Linked DNA regions of Homo sapiens: region 2 is linked to region 1. A link is a loop called in an ENCODE intact Hi-C map of the cell type or tissue named here. Cell type or tissue: heart right ventricle. All regions are shown on one strand.

Region 1 (8,000 bases):
TAATACCAGCACTTTAGGAGGCCAAGGTGGGCAGATCACAAGGTCAGGAGTTCTAGACCAGCCTGGCCAACATAATGAAACCCCATCCATCTCTACTAAAAATACAAAAAAAAATTAGCTGGGCGTGGTGGTGCACACCTGTAGTCCCAGCTACTAGGGAGGCTGAGGCAGAAGAATCACTTGAACCCAGGGGGCGGAGTTGTGATGAGCTGAGATCGTGCCACTGCACTCCAGCCTGGGTAACACAGCAAGACTCCATCTCAAAAAAACCCAAAAAAACAAAAAACCTTTGCTTATTAAGTATAAAGTGATATTAAACTGGTTATTAAAAATATGAAGTGGCTGGCCAGGCACAGCGGCTCACGTCTGTAATCCCAGCACTTTGGGAGGCCAAGGCAGGCAGATCACCTGAGGTCAGGAGTTTGAGACCAGCCTGGCCAACATTGTGAAACCCCATCTCTACTAAAAATACAAAAAATCAACCGGGTGTGGTGGCAGGCACCTGTAATCCCAGCTACTTGAGAGGCTGAAGCAGAATTGCTTTAACTCGGGAGGCAGAGACTGCAATGGGCCAAGATCGCACCACTGTACTCCAGGCTGGGTGACAGAGCGAGACTCCGTCTCAAAGAAAAAAGAAGCAGAACAAATCATAATCAACTGCCCAGCTATATATCCTAGTAGCTCATCTTTATTTTACATCATGTAGTGGGGGAAATGATCAATGTGACCACATGCATCTCTGGTACTCAGATGATGTATTGGCAACACTGCACCACAAAACGCTGTTTTAAACCATCTTACCTCAAGCTTGTGAGCCCTCTCCCTGCTCAGGGGCTCCAAGGGAAAGCTCAGGTTGTTCGCTTCTGCCAGAGAACGAAGATCAAAATAATACTTGGCATAGACACTGGAAGGAACATTGATGTTGAACTGCAGCAATTCAAGAAACTGTCGCTCTAGCTCGTTCCTGCAAAGCAAAGACAAAAATAGCCTATGCTTAGCTGCCACACCAGGCCACGTGGCCTGCCAAGGCAAGTTGCTGGAGACCAGACTCCAGAAAACTGCATCCTCCAGGAAGACCAGTGATCTAAGTAAATGTCTGGTTAGACCACCATATTGGGATTAAAAGCCAAATCCACTTGATCTGGTGCCCAGAAGGATGAGGACTGGTTAACTGGGATCATCACCAGGAAGCGTTTCAGGGCGAATCACTTCACTGAGATCTAACACACACACAGCAGGCTCTGGCTGCAGGTCTCCGTGAGGACAGGCTGCTAACAAAGGGTGGATGCAGCAGCCAAGAGCTGCCACGTGGAGTCCAGTGAGGGCCCTTCCGCAGGGGCCCAGAGGAAAACACTCAGCCTCTGCAGACCTAGAGGACATTGGCTTCCTCGGTGGCCCCTCCCTACCTCCAGGGAGAAAAGAAGGGAGGAACTGTGTAGGGGCTTTCTTAGGCAAAAGGCAGGGATTATGGGGGGAGGGTGTCCAGTCTCTGCCTCAGTCTCTTAAAAAGAGAACTCACAAGCCGGGAAGAATGGAAGCAGTAGTTTCCACACTTGAGCACGCACCCCATCACCTGGTGGGCTTGTTAGAACAGACAGGGGGCTCCACCTTCACACTGTGGGGATCAGTAGGTCTGCAGTGGGGCCTGAGAATGTGCATTTCTAAGGAACTCCCAGATGATGGTGAGGCTGAGGCTCTTGCCCCGGGCCCACACTCTGAGAACCACTCAACTAAAAAGGTAGGTTGGGAGAGGAGGTGCTAAGATCCACCCTGCCAACCCATCTACATGTTGATGGAATGCTGGGAGAAATTCAAAAACTTCTACTTTAAGAACTTCTCATGTCAGCTATCTTTCAAATTAGGTTTATTTCTAGATAGTTCCTCTGGGTGGGGGGAACCTTCTCAGTGAGGGAACTATCTGTGGAGCACTGGTCCTGGGTCATGCACTCAGATTCAGCACGTTCTCCCCAGGAAGCCCCCAGGGGTGCCCACCCACAGGGTGCCCACCCACTGCACACCCTCCAGGAAACCTCCTGTCCTTGCCCACACTATGCAGCATGTGGCTGCTGAACTCAGCCTCTTGGGCTGTTCTCCTCATAGTCAGGAAGTGCAACATCTGCTTTTGCATGCCTGGCCCCCAGCACATGATCTCAGAAGGCTTCCCACAGCAGTGAGAGCTGAACTGAGGTGAGGGAAGCATGGAGCTCTGGCGGAGAGGAACCAGGGCTGAGGAGGGGGTGTTTCAGGCAGAGTGGGTCCCCTCCAACCTGCTGCAGGCAGCCAAAACACACAGTCACCATTTCCTGTGAGTGAAGCCAGGGCCCTAGTGCAGGGCCTCACCCTCCTGACCCTGATCCCAGCCTCGGCATTCTAAGTCATGTCCTGCCAACTCTGCTGAACGCTGAGGGTCTGGGTCTGAGCCTCACATGCAGGCACCATCCTGTCCTGAGTGATGTCCCGAGACCCCTATGGCTGTTCCCGGTGACTCATAGCACTCAGCTATGAAGGACTGAGGAGGGCTCCACACCAGCTCAAGTTGCTGTGACAAAGGACAAGAACAGTAAGGAGGCGGGTGGGGAGGCTGGGGCTGAGCAAGGCCAGTGGCTCTGGGGAGACATGAAGCTGCTGGGGAAAGGAGCACTGGGACCTGTGGGCAGGCGGCAAGGAAGGAGGCCCGAGGAAGGCCCATTCCGGTCTCTTCATCAGATGAAGAGCGTCACTGCTTGTTTCCACACAGCCTCGTGAAAAGAGTGATAACAAGCTCCAAATGTATTTACTGTACTAAATTTCATAGTTTTAAGAATTTAGGCTGGGTGTGGTCACTCACACCTGTAATCTCAGCACTTTGGGAGGCTGAGGCGGGTGGATCACCTGAGTTTAGGAGTTTGAGACCAGCCTGGCCAACAGGGTGAAACCTCGTCTCTACTAAAAATACAAAGAAAATTAGCCGGGCATGGTGGCACATGCCTATAATTCAAGCTACTCAGGAGGCTGAGGCAGGGGAATCACTTGAACCCGGGAGGTGGAGGTTGAAGCGAGCCAAGATTGCGCCATTGCACTCCAGCCTGGACTACAAGAGCGAAACTCTGTCTCAAAAAAAAAAAAAAAAAATTAGTCAGGCATGGTGGTGGGCACCTCTAATATCCCAGCTACTCAGGAGGGTGAGGCAGGAGAATCACTTGAACCCAGGAGGCGGAAGTTGCAGTGAGCCGAGATTGCCCCACTGCACTCCAGCCTGGGCAACGAGAGCGAAACTCTGTCCCAAAAATAAATAAATAAATAATAATTTACTTTGATTTGGGATAATTTTTACTTAAAACAACTTTTATTTATGCTTCATTTAAATGAGATTTAATAAGAGATCATCCTGTGAAATACTGGAATCCAGGTAAGACTTCAACAAAACGAAAGCGTCAGAGGCCCTGCTAAGGCCAGAACTGTCAAACGTCAAAGGAGCAAATCCCAAGTGAACCTGGGAGCTGCCATGGACACACCGCCGTCTGGTGGTCAACAGGCGTCACTGCAAAGCGTATTCTCCCAATAGTAAGAAGAAAAGTCTAAGAGAACAGCCTGATAATCCTGCCCAAAATGATATACAGACACCATGGTTCCAGATGGAGGCAGACACTACGAGCAAAGTCAAGAGGAAGCTGCTTTTGAACAAGGCGGTATTTTCCCAGGGTTCCCTGGAAAACAGAACAACCTTCTCCAAGCTTGAGTTTCTGGTTAAGCTTTGGGAAAATAGATTTTAGAGCTGTTGTATTTTCAAAAAATGAATTTTTTTCTAAAGATTTAGAAAATAAAAATAATTTCCAAAACTTGAATTTCCAAACTGCAGCAGCACATCTTTTACAGGGACACTGACAGCTTGCTATGTGATAAATTATCAGAAAACTAACGTGATGCCAAGAATGGGCCTGATGGATTTACTATCTGCATTTAGATAACTATGAAGAAACAGTTTTGGTGTAAAACGTTGTAAGAAATATATTCAAGTCGACCAACAAAAACCACATTTCAGAAATATTTGTCACACTAGATCAACACTGTATAAAAACCCAATTTGGTACAATTCAGCAACTTGAAAATAGAACTCTAAAATGATGTTAAAAAGAGCTGTTTTAATCATCTAATATGCTGCCTACTTTTCTAGAAACTAGGGTCACTTCCCAAAAGAAGGAGAAACAAAGTCTTGAAAAGGTATCTGCATAGCCACACTTACAGCCTCCACTTACTAGCCCAATGTGGAGGTAACCCAAGTGTCCATGGGTGGATGAGTGGATAAACAAAATGGGACACAGACCCCCAGTGAAGTATTATACAGCCCTAAAAAGAAAGGAAATTCAGACACACTACAACATGGATCAACCCTGAGGACATTATTGGCAAGTGAAATATGCTGGACACAGAAGGACACAGACTGTATGATCCCACTTGTGTGAGGTCCTGAAAGTAGTGAAGTTCACAGAGACAAAAAGTAGGACAGTGATCACCAGGAGCTGGAGGAAGGAGGAATGGCAAGTTAGTGTTTAACAGGGGGAGAGTTTCAGTTTGCGAAAATGAAGGGTTCTAGAGATGGATGGTGGTAATGGTTGCACAACAATGTAAATGTACTTAGTGCTACAGAAATGTATACTTAAAAATGGCTACAATCATAAATTTCATGCTACATACATTTTACTACAATTTAAAAACAAAACACCACCAGAAACCAGGTATCTACAGAGGAACTGAAGTTCTTTCTCTGTGACCTTCTGTGCCATGCAATGCTTGGACAAGTCACTTGATTTCTCCTTATTTGGATTTGTCTACACATGAAAATGACATTTACGGGAACAGTGCAAAACAAAAACAAGAAACAGACAAACCTCGAGGTGTAATTTTTTTTAACAGTATTTTTGCCTACAGAACTCTGCATGGTGAAATTTCACTGTCCTTTCCCCATCCACAGCGGTTGCCACTTCTTGCTCTAAGCTGGCCTGTGATGCTGTGACCACTGATTGTTGGTGAGAGTGGGAGAAAGGCTGGCCCTTGGCCCCATCTTCCCACATGAGGTCTGCCTGAAGCTAACATCTGACTGGTGCTGGTGACTATCCACATGGCCTGGTGCCCTGACTATTCTGCCTGCAAGTCTCAGTGACACTCGTCGTACAGTGTTCTTCAGCCTGCGCCCACAGATACGCAGCTGCACAGTCAGCTGCCTTCCAAGCCAGAACCCCTCTGTCCAAAGGTACATGGGGAGACTCCCAGTCAAGTTCTCACTGTTGGATAATTCTTGAGCAGGAGATTAGCCTATGGTCAAAAATACCAGGAAGGTCACTTCAGGAAGCTGGGACACAGGAGGCCAGGAAGAAGGGTACCTAGAAGAACAAGCACTACCAAAAACCCCATTTGAAAAGGTTTCCAGCTGAAACCTGTGAGCCCTCTCCCTGCTCAGGAGCTCCAAGGGAGAGCTCGGGTTGTTTGCCTCTGCCAGGAAACTGAGACCAGCTAACCACAGATTAACACACTGCTAAATGGCAAAAAGTTTAAAACAACGCGTACAGTATGGGCCCAGTTTTGTAAAAATAAAATCTATGTAAACACTGGGAAGTTCTATATAATAAAAATGTTAGCAATATTCTTTCTGAGTGATGGGATTATAGAAAAATGCAGCAGGGCAGCCCTTGATAGGATGGAGCCCACCCCAGGATATCTGAGACTTCTCCTGCCCAAACGCCTCCCACCCCACCCTCAGGCCCAAGCCACTGACTCTTTTCCCACTTGGGGATGAAAAAGAGGATTCTAGGATCTTGGGGACTTCCACAGCGTGCCAAGAAGGACAAGCTCCTGGCACGCACCTCCCTCATTCTGGGACACCCAAGTGGGATTTGTGGAAGGAACCCATTGTTCATCTAAGGTACTGCAGGTAGGGAGTGCAGCTTGGGTGGCTGTCCAGGCCCCTGTTCTACAGGCTGTGTCATCTCAGCTCTATTCCTGAAGTTATGCTGGGAAAACTCACCGGCAGTGCCTCTGCTCATCTTTACCTTGGTGCAGGGCCCCCAGCTTCCAGTGAGCCTTGTGCTACCTCCTCTCCCCATAAAGGGCTACCGAGGAGTCATGATTTTCCCTCAGCCATTCAGCTGAGTGATGTCCAATTCCACCAATTCCTGGGCTCACACGGTTTTACTGGGAAAGACTGAATGAAGTATTCATTTCTAAAAATTCTAATAGTAAATCTATTTTACTGTGCAGGTGCCACAAAATCACTTGGAGCCTCTAGCTCCACCAGCATCTATGTCCACAGATATCTCCAGCAGCTCCTAGAATGTAGATTTCATTCCTTCTTTTAATAAAGTTTACAGGGTGTATTAGTTTGCAAGAGCTGCTGTAATGAAAATGCTAGGGGCTTAAACAACGGGAATTTTTTCCCCACAGTTTGTGGCTGTAAGTCCAAGCTGTCAGCAGACTGGTATCTCCTGAGGCTGCTCTCCGTAGCTTGCAGGTGGCTGTCTGAGTCTCACATGCTCATCCTTCTGTCTGTTCCCTGTGTTCTGATCTCTTCTTCTTATAGGACACCTGTCATATTAGGTTAGGACCCACCCAAATGAACCAATGTTAATTTAATTAGGTCTTTAAAAACCTTATCTCCAGACATGGTTACATTCTCAAACACTAGGGGTTGGGAGGGCTTTGCATGTGAATTTGAGGGGGACAAAGTTCAGCCCCGCAACACTGCCTTCGTGCCCTTCAGAATTCATGTCCATCTTACATGCAGAACACACTCACCTCATCCTAACAGCCCCAAAGTCCTAATGCATTCCCGCTCCATCTCTAAGTCCCAAATCCTATCTAAATCTCATCTGAATCAGGTATGGGTGAAGATTGAGGTATGATTCATCCTAAGGCAAAATTCCTCTCCAGCTGTGACCCAGTGACCTGCTTCTAAAATACAATGGTGGCACAGGCATAGGACAGACATAGGACAGGCATCCCCTTTCCTTCCAAAAGAAAGAAAACTCAGAAAGAAAGAGGTCACAGTGTCCAGCAAGCCCGAAATCTAGCAGGGCAAGCTCCAGGGATTGAAGACTTAAGTCCTCTCTGCTGATGCGCCATCACCCACCCCCAGGTAGGCAGCCCTGCCTTGGCCTAACCCCCTGGAGCCAAGGAGGAAACAGCCTCACTCCAGGCTGTGCCTGCTGGGCCCATGGTGGCAGTGGCAGACCTGCTGGCCTCGGTACCATCTCAGGATCATTCACCCCTTTCCTTGGAGGATATCACAAGTCATGCCAGACAGTTCTGCTGGCCCGTGGAATGCCAGAGTACGACAGCCTTGCTTCACCTGTCCTGTCTCTGGGCCCTTTGGTGCAAGCCGGCAGCGCTTCTGCTGAGATGGCTGGCTGACTGGATCCATCTGTCACATCTGTAATCTCTTTAGCAAATGCTGTCCCAGCACCCTTGTGTTGCCTCCAGAGCACACTTTCCCATTTTTTTGCCATATGGATAGACTGAGATTAGAAGATTTGAGATTTCTAAATCTTCAGCTAGAAGATTTGGTTCCTTGTTACTAAATAATTCCTCCTCCTTCTGTTTCTCTCTCTCCTCTCACAGTATACTACGAGCAACAAGAGGGACTAGGCTGTGACTTCCACACTGTGCATGGAAATCTCCTTGGCTAAAACATCCACATTCATTTCTTAAACATTCCACTTTCCACAAAACACTAGAACGCTATTTGGTCAGGTCTTTGCCACTTTTTAACAAGGATCACCTTTCCTCCAGCTCCCAGGAACATGCTCCTCACTTCTTTCTGAGACCTCACCATAAGCACCTTGGACATTCATATTGCCAACAACATTCTGTTCATGATGACATGTGAATGCATCTAAAATGGTAGAGGCATTTTCTACAGCTGTCCTCTTTTCTGAGTCTTCACCAGAATCACCTTTAATGCCCACATTTCTACCAACAATCCCTTCAAGGCAGTCTTGGGTTTTTCTAATATGCACCTCAAAACTCCT
Region 2 (8,000 bases), 240 kb after region 1:
TCCATCACACGAAGTTGTAGTTGGTTCTGCCTGCAGTGTTTCTCCATGATGTAATATAACCTCATTATATACACTCAGGAGCCTGAGAAATGAGTATCACAAACCACAGAGTCTTCTTGTTGCTTAGTTACTATCCTGCATTTCCTGGAGACTTTACCTTGGCAAAGTATATGATGCTACGTTTTAATGAATGTTGATTGGTCACTGTATGATAAATGCCAGGAAAAACAATGAATGATAAAAAGAAGTGTAAATCCCACTCTTCTGCCTATATCCCAGCTCCATTTTCACGTCTTTTGGTATCAGCCCCAGGATTTGGGGTCTTCTGTTTGAAAATGAGATCAGTTCCGTAACATCTGTATAGCTTTGCTTGCTATGGTACTGGGCTGGAAAGAGGCAGGTCAAAGCGAGTGCCCCCCTCACTGGTGTGCCCTGAGGATGCAGAGGCCCTCTTTGCCTGGTGATAACACCTTCAATGCCCGTTAGGGGGCCCAAAATTGCCAGTTTATTATCCCTTTGGGACTGATGCCTTAAAATCTCATTTTGTCTTTGAGAAGTGGTATTTGGAATATTCACACATCAAAGTGTTATCGTTCTCTGCTAGCACAGTACCAGCTAGTTTATCTTAGCCAGCTGGCTTACCTCTCAAGGCACTAAAGGAACGGAAAAACACAGGGCAATCTCTGTAAGCCTCGTTCCTTCACTTGGTAACCTCTGAAAAGCTAGAGAGAAAGGACCAGTGAGAGAACAGGATCAGCTCTTGCTGGGGGTCCAGCCAGGAGCCACCATGGAGGGCCTGGAGCACTTAGAGGAAAACATGGGGACATCAGGTATGCAGGAGATCAGGCAAAAAACAGTAAAGTCAGCTTAGGAAAGACTCGTACCTCTCACCCCCACTGCCTCAACCTCCTCCAAAGTGTAGAGTTCATAGCTTTTCCTTGGGAAGCTTCTGTGTATACAGTGCTCAACAGAAGAGAGGAACAGGATTTAGGTTACTATCTTCCATACCCTAAAAGTGAACATTGTAATATTGCAAATACAGTAGCAGAAGGAAAGCACTTCTCAGGAAGTAAAAATACATCTACTCCTGCTAACAGTTTTCTCCATTCACAAAATATTACTGATTTTTTTAAAATTTGGAAAGAATATTAATATTCATAGATGTTAGATTAGTTGGGCAAAATATGCTAAAAATTGCCATTTAATTTATAATAGTGAAAAACAATGCAACCTAAATGCCCATGAATGATAACTAATTACATACAGTGGACTACAATGGAATTCTATGAAGTCATAAAAATAAGGATGTACATCTGTATTTATTGTTATAGAAAGAAAGCCACGAAATATTGTTGAGAGAGAAAGCAGATTGCAAAACTGAATATATATGCAAAGAGATGTTTTTAGGGATATTCACTGTTAAACAGTGATTAACTTAGTTGACTTTTTTTTCCTCTGTTCCTTCTTTTTTCTTTTTTACTTTAAATATTTATCTTTTTTAAAAGAAATAATACATTTCCTCCCTCCAAAAAAGAATAGCCTAGCGAAATATTTTTACTTCAAATGCTTTTCCCCTTATTAATCTTTGTATAAACCATTGTGGTTTGCTAAAACAAGGAAGGTTGTAGAGTAGAATCCATGCCCACGTTAGAACAAAATCCAGGCAGGAAGACACTTCATACGTGGTTATAAGACCAGGAGGACGAGGAGACAAAGGGAAGCAATGGTGTTTGTTTGTTTGTTTGTTTGTTTTAAGAGACAGTGTCACTCTGTCACCCAGGTTGGAGTACAGTGGCACCATCATAGCTCAGTGCAGCCTCCAACCCCTGGGTTCCAGCGATCCTCCCACCTAAGCCTCTCTAGTATCTGGGACTACCGGTATGCACCACCACATCCAGCCAATTTTTAATTTTTCTTTTTTTGAGACAGGGTCTTGCTATGTTGCCCAGGCTGGTCTCAAACTCCTAGGCTCAAGCAAACCTCCCAAAGCACTGGGATTACACGTGTGAGCCACCACACCCGGCCTAGAAGCAATGGTTCTGATCCAGGAAAAGTGCAGCCTGGAAACTCAGCAATCTGTACAGAATCCTAGCTCTTAGACTAAAAGGCATCAACTGGTACAATTTCTTGCCTTTGGGCACTGAACGTGTTAGCTTCTATTTTATTTAACTTACTGTAAAATTATATTAGCTATGCTGCCACTTAAGCCAAGATGCTTTCTGTCTAGTCACTTCGGTTCCATCCTTTTGAGCGCCCTGCCGTTTCATTGCCTCTCCTTTCTCATTCCTCTCCCCAAGGCTGTACTTTGAGTAACTGTATGTGCATTTTCCTGTGCCTTTTCATTATTAAAACACTGTAAAAGGTAATGTCTCCAAAATGCAAACCATAGTCTTCTCCATTGAAAAATATTTTCCAGGCCAGGCACTCCACTGTGCCACTGCACTCCACCTGGATGACAGAGTGAGACTCTGTCTCAAAAAAAAAACAAAAAACTCATTAAACTGTAAAATGGGCGCATTTTATTTTATGTAAACTGTATCTCAGTAAAGTTTATTTATTTATTTTTGAGACAAAGTCTTGCCCTGTTGCCTAGGTTAAAGTGCAGTGGCATAATCATGGCTCCCTGCAGCCTTGAACTCCTGGGCTCAAGCGATCCTCCTACCTCAGCCTCCTCCCAAGTATTTGGGACCACGGGCATGTGCCACCATGCCCAGCTAATTTTTTTTTAAGAGATGGCGTCTTGCTATGTTGCCCAGGCTGGTCTCGAACTTCTGACCACAAGAGATCCTCCTGTCTTGGCTTCCCAAAGTTTTGGGATTACAGGCATGAACCACCAGGCCTGACCAAAGTTGATTTTAAAAAATGAAAGGGGGGCCAAGCGCAGTGACTCAACCCTTATAATCCCAGCACTTTGGGAGGCCGAGGCGGGTGGATCACCTGAGATAGGGAGTTCAAGACCAGCCTGATCAACATGGAGAAACTCTGTCTCTACTAAAAAATACAAAATTAGCTGGGAGTGGTGGCGCATGCCTGTAATCCCAGCTACTCGGGAGGCCTCAGCTTGAACCCTGTAGGCAGAGGCTGCAGTGAGCTGAGATCACGCCATTGCACTCCAGCCTGAGCAACAAGAGCGAAACTCTGTCTCAAAAAAAAAAAAAAAAAGGGTCTGTGCTTGGTGGCTCACACCTGCAATCCCAGCACTTTGGGAGGCCAAGGTGGGTGAATCACCTGAGGTCAGGAGTTCGAGACCAGCCTGGCCAACGTGGTGAAACCCCTCTCTACTAAAAATAAAAAAATTAGCCAGGTGTGATGGCGCACGCCTGTAGTCCCAGCTACTCAGGAGGCTGAGGCACAAGAATTGCTTGAACCTAGGAGGCAGAGGTTGCAGTGAGCCGAGATCATGCCACTGCATTCCAGCCTGGGTGACAGAGTGAGACTCCATCTCAAAAAACAACAAAAATGAAAGGGAAATAAGAGTCATTACCAATATAATTAGGTTTAAATTTTTAGTTAAAATCAAATTTTAACTGGGATTGCCAAAAATGTCCTTAACTTCATATCTCCAAATAAAATGTCTGCAGTTAATTTATGTTGTTTATACAGCTAGCTAATTCTCTATATTTTTATAGTATGTTGACACTTAAAATTTCAATCTCTTCTAGTGGTTCCATGAGTGGGACTGAGGGGATGATGGGTGTTCTCATTATAGCCTTCAGAAGGCTGCCTATATATAAGTGTGCACAAATAACTATTATTCAGAGAATTAGAATCATCACAAAATATCCTTTATGAAGGATAAATATAGGCTAATTTATCCTTTATGACTGTTAAATATAGGCTAATGTTTCTTTTATTCTTCAGACCCATTTCAACTTTATAGAAAAAAAAGTATGCACAAAAGCAGCACTCTATAATTAAAAAAAATTCCTTATTGGTCTTTTGGATTTTGGTTCTGCATAAGTATGAGTTTCTCATCAGGCCTCTCTAGACTACTAAAGCCTAAAGTGATGCTTCCCCCATCTCAGCTCTTAGAGGAATTACTGGGTGTCTTGTTTATTTGGCAATTCCGTGCTTACAAACTCTTTTCAATGAGATCTTCAGCTCCTTGAGACCACAGTAGATACCTACGTATTTGTCGGTGTAATTTTGTTGTGTTGATTTACTGAATTCAAAGGGTTTGTACAAATACTTTGTTTACAGGGTTTCATTACAAATCCAAATAAGCTCATATGCTTAGTAATTCCAAAAATGTTATAGGTATTCAGATTAGCATTGCTCATTCATGCCATTTAATTTACAGAGCTCAGCTGCAGTAATTTTCTCCAGTGGATGATGTAAGGAAGGCATTGGCAGAGGAGTAAGAGACTTGGCTTCAGAGTGGGCAGTAATAGGGCTAAATCTGGTTTTACAAAGCAGGTACTGTAAAGCTCTCATTGCCTTTCTGAGGACAAGGCTTTGAGCTATGAGTGCCAGGGTCGTCTGTCTAAGTGGAGGCTTCTTAAAGGAATTGAGCCTCGTTTCCTGGGTTTGAGGTGTATTCTTTTTCACATTCCCTTTGTACACCAAATATATTTAGTATTTATTATCTTTGAAGTTTAGACCTTTGGAATTTTTTTTTTTTTTTGAGGCAAAGTCTCACTGTAGCCCAGGCTGGAGTGCAGTGGTGTGATCTCAGCTCATTGCAACCTCTGCCTCCTAGGTTCAAGCGATTCTCCTATATCAGCCTCCTGAGTAGCGAGGACTACAGGCACGTGCCCACCATGCCCTGCTAATTTTTGTATTTTTAGTAGAGACAGGGTTTCACCATGTTGGCCAGGCTGGTCTCAAACTCCTGACCTCAGGTGATCTGCCTTCCCTGGCCTCCGGACATGCTGGGATTACAGGTGGGAGCCACCACGCCAGGCCACAGTTTGATGAGTTTTGAGAAAGTAATATACGCATGTAACCACCATCACCACAATCAAGATCTAGAACATTTCCATCACCCCAAAATTCCCTGGTACTCGTCCCTGGTCCCAGGCAAGCCCTGATCTGTTTTCTGTCACTGTGGATCAGATTTGTCTTTTCTAGAGTCTCATAAAAATGTGATCTTATAAAATGTATAGACTCTTGTGTGTAAGGTTTCTTTTCCTCAGCATAATGTTTTTAGACTTGTCTATGTTGCATGAATGAGTGGTTCATTTCTGTTTATCACTGAGTATTTTTCCAGTGTATGTATATACCACAATTTGTTTATATACCACAAATGTTGATGGACATTTAGGCTTTGTCCAGTTTTGTCTATTATGAATAAAGCCATTATGAACATCTATGTACAAGTTTTTGTGTGGACATGTTTTCTCTTGGGTAAATATCTAGGAGTAAGACTACTGGGTTGTATGCTAAGTGTATGTTTAATTTTAAAAGAAATGGCAGCCGAGTGCGGTGGCTCATGCCTGTAATCTTAGCAATTTGGGAGGCCGAGGCGGGCAGATCACCTGAGGTCAGGAGTTCGAGACCAGCCTGGCCAACATGACGAAACCCTGTGTCTACTAAAAATACAAAAAAAATTTGCCACGCATGGTGGCACACACCTGTAATCCCGCTACTTGGGAGGCTAAGGCAGGAGAATCGCTTGAACCTGGGAGGTGGAGGTGAGACTGAGCCAAGCTCACACCACTGTACTCCAGCCTGAGCGACAGAGCGAGACTCCATCTCAAAAAAAATAAAAAATGGCCAAACTGTTTTCCAAAGTCCTGGTACCATCTTACATCCTACCGGTAAAGTTATGAGAGTTGTAGTTGCCCTACATTCTCACCAATACTTGCTATTATCAGTCTTTTTAATTTTCACCATCCTAATGGATACGTAGTGGTATCTCACTGTGGTTTTACTTTGCATTTCCCTGATGGCTAATGATGTTGACATATTTTTGTGTGCATGTTGGATACTAATATATCTTTGTAAAGTGCCTATTCAGTGTCTTTTCCAATTTAGTTGGGTTGCTAAAAAGTCTTCATATATTCCAGATACAATACCTTTGGCAGGTATGTAGATATGTGTTGTGTGACTATTTTCTCCCAGTCTGTGACTTGTCTTCATTTTGTTAGCATTGTCTTTTGAAGAGCAGAAGTCTTTAACTTTGTAAAAGTCTAATTTTTTGCTATCTTCTTTTATAGCTCTTGTCTTTTTTTGTTTTTTTGTGTGTGTGTATTCAATTATCTAAGAACTCTTTGACTCCCTTCAGATCATGTAAATGTTCTCCTGTTTTATTTTAGAAATTTTAATTTTACCTTTTTTTTTTTTTTTGAGACAGAGTCTTGCTCTGTCACCCAGGCTGGAGTGTAGTGACGTGATCTCAGCTCACCGCAGCCTCTGCCTCCCAGGTTCCAGCAATTCTGCCTCAGCTTCCCAAGTAGCTGGGACTACAGGAGGCAAGCACTGCGATGCCCAGCTAATTTTTGTATTTTTAGTAGAGACAGGGTTTCACCATGTTGGCCAGTATGGTCTTGATCTCCTGACCTGGTGATCCACCCGCTTCGTTCTCCCATAGTGCTGGGATTACAGGCGTGAGCCACCGCACCCATCCAAGTTTTACCTTTTAAGCTTAGGTACATGATCCAATTTGAGGTGAATTTTGTGTATGAGTAAGTTAATAATCAATGTTCATTTTTTCCCATATGGATATCCAGTTTTTCCGGTACCATTTGTTGAAAAGACTGTCTTTCCCCTATTGACTTACTGTGGCCACTTTGTCAAAAATTACTTGCCCATAGACATGCGGGTTCATTTATTTTGTTCCATTGATCCAAATGTTGATCCTTTAATAATAATGTAGCTTTATAGTCAGTCTTGAAATTTGATAGTTTGAATATTCCAACTTTGTTGTTCTTTTTCAAAAATTTTTTGCATTCTAAGTCCTTTGTGTTTTTATATAAATTTTAGAATAAGTTATGTAAGTGCCTGCTGGGATTTTCTTTTTTTTGAGACAGGGTCTTACTATGTCACCCAGACTGAAGTGCAGTGGCATGATCACAGGTCATTGCATCCTCAACCACCCAGACTCAAGCAATCCTCCTGTCTCAGCCTTCCAAGTAACTGAGACCACAGGTGCGTACCACCACACCTGGCTATTTTGCTGCTGTTTGTTTTTGTAGAGATGGGGTTTCACCACATTGCCCAGGCTGATCTTGAATTCCTGGGCTCAAGCAGTCTTCCCACCTCAGCCTCCAAAAGTGCTGGGATTATAGGTGTGAGCCATCGTGCCCCACCCCTGCTGGGATTTCAGTTAAGATTACATTGTATCTGTGGAACAATTTGGGAAAAATGGTCATCATCATATTTAGTCTTGTAGTTCATAGACATAGTATATCTCCATTTATTTGCGTCTTTAATTTTCAGCATAACATTCAGCAATGTTTTTATAGTTTTAATTGTATAGGTGCCTTGCATGTATTATGTTAAATTTATCCCTAACTAGTCCATGTTTTTGATACTATAGTAAATGGTGTTTGTGTGTGTGTGTGTGTATTTTTTTTTTTTTTTTTTAGACAAAGCCTCACTCTGTCACCCAGACTGGAGTGCAGTGGTATAATCATAGCTCACTACAGCCTTGACCTCCTGAGCTCAAGCAGTCCTCCTGTCTCAGCCTCCCAAGTAGCTGGGATGACAGTGTGCACCACCACACCCAGCTAATTTTTTTTTTTTTGGTCTTGCTGTGTTGCCCGGGCTGGACTCAAGTGATCTTCCCTTCTCAGCCTCTCAAAGTGCTGGAATTACAGGCATGAGCCACCGTGCCCAGCCAGAGGTATTGTTTTTGATACTATAGTAAATATTTTATTTAAATTTCCAGGTGGTTATTGCTAGTATGCAGAAAATATTTTTTTGCATTAACCTATGCTAAAGTCACTTACTATTTTGATTTGCCTTTCATAAAGATTCCTTAAATGTTTCTACATACACAATCATGTCATCTGCAGATAGACAGTTTTATTTCTTCTTTTCAATCTGTATGGTTTTCT

Evidence for each region. A loop is a pair of places that touch in the nucleus more often than their neighbours do. Peaks named below come from ENCODE experiments on the same cell type or tissue, not always from the same donor. Only the 100,000 strongest peaks of a DNase experiment are listed, where the experiment ranks them.
Region 2: a loop joins it to region 1, with 2.2 times the contacts of the local background. A loop is called at or near these places in 62 of 110 quality-filtered maps.

Annotation. Positions count from the first base shown.
Region 1 is chr10:35,558,987-35,566,986 of GRCh38, reverse strand. It overlaps CCNY (cyclin Y), which reads right to left. Exons shown (of 10, transcript NM_145012.6): 9 at 802-964. Among named protein-coding and RNA genes, the nearest start is that of GJD4, 42 kb to the left of the region's middle. RefSeq lists enhancers at 1,936-2,015, 2,286-2,395, 2,456-2,565. In heart right ventricle, CTCF peaks have their summits at 1,490, 3,311 and 3,514 (motif pointing left); DNase peaks (open chromatin) are centred at 1,634, 2,220, 3,486, 5,089 and 1 weaker place; H3K27ac peaks cover 5,926 bases.
Region 2 is chr10:35,320,642-35,328,641 of GRCh38, reverse strand. CCNY-AS1 (CCNY antisense RNA 1) reads left to right here. Exons shown (of 4, transcript NR_186477.1): 3 at 6,972-7,089. It also overlaps a transcript of CCNY not described here. Among named protein-coding and RNA genes, the nearest start is that of CCNY-AS1, 12 kb to the left of the region's middle. In heart right ventricle, no CTCF peak of the experiment used is centred here; no DNase peak of the experiment used is centred here; H3K27ac peaks cover 832 bases.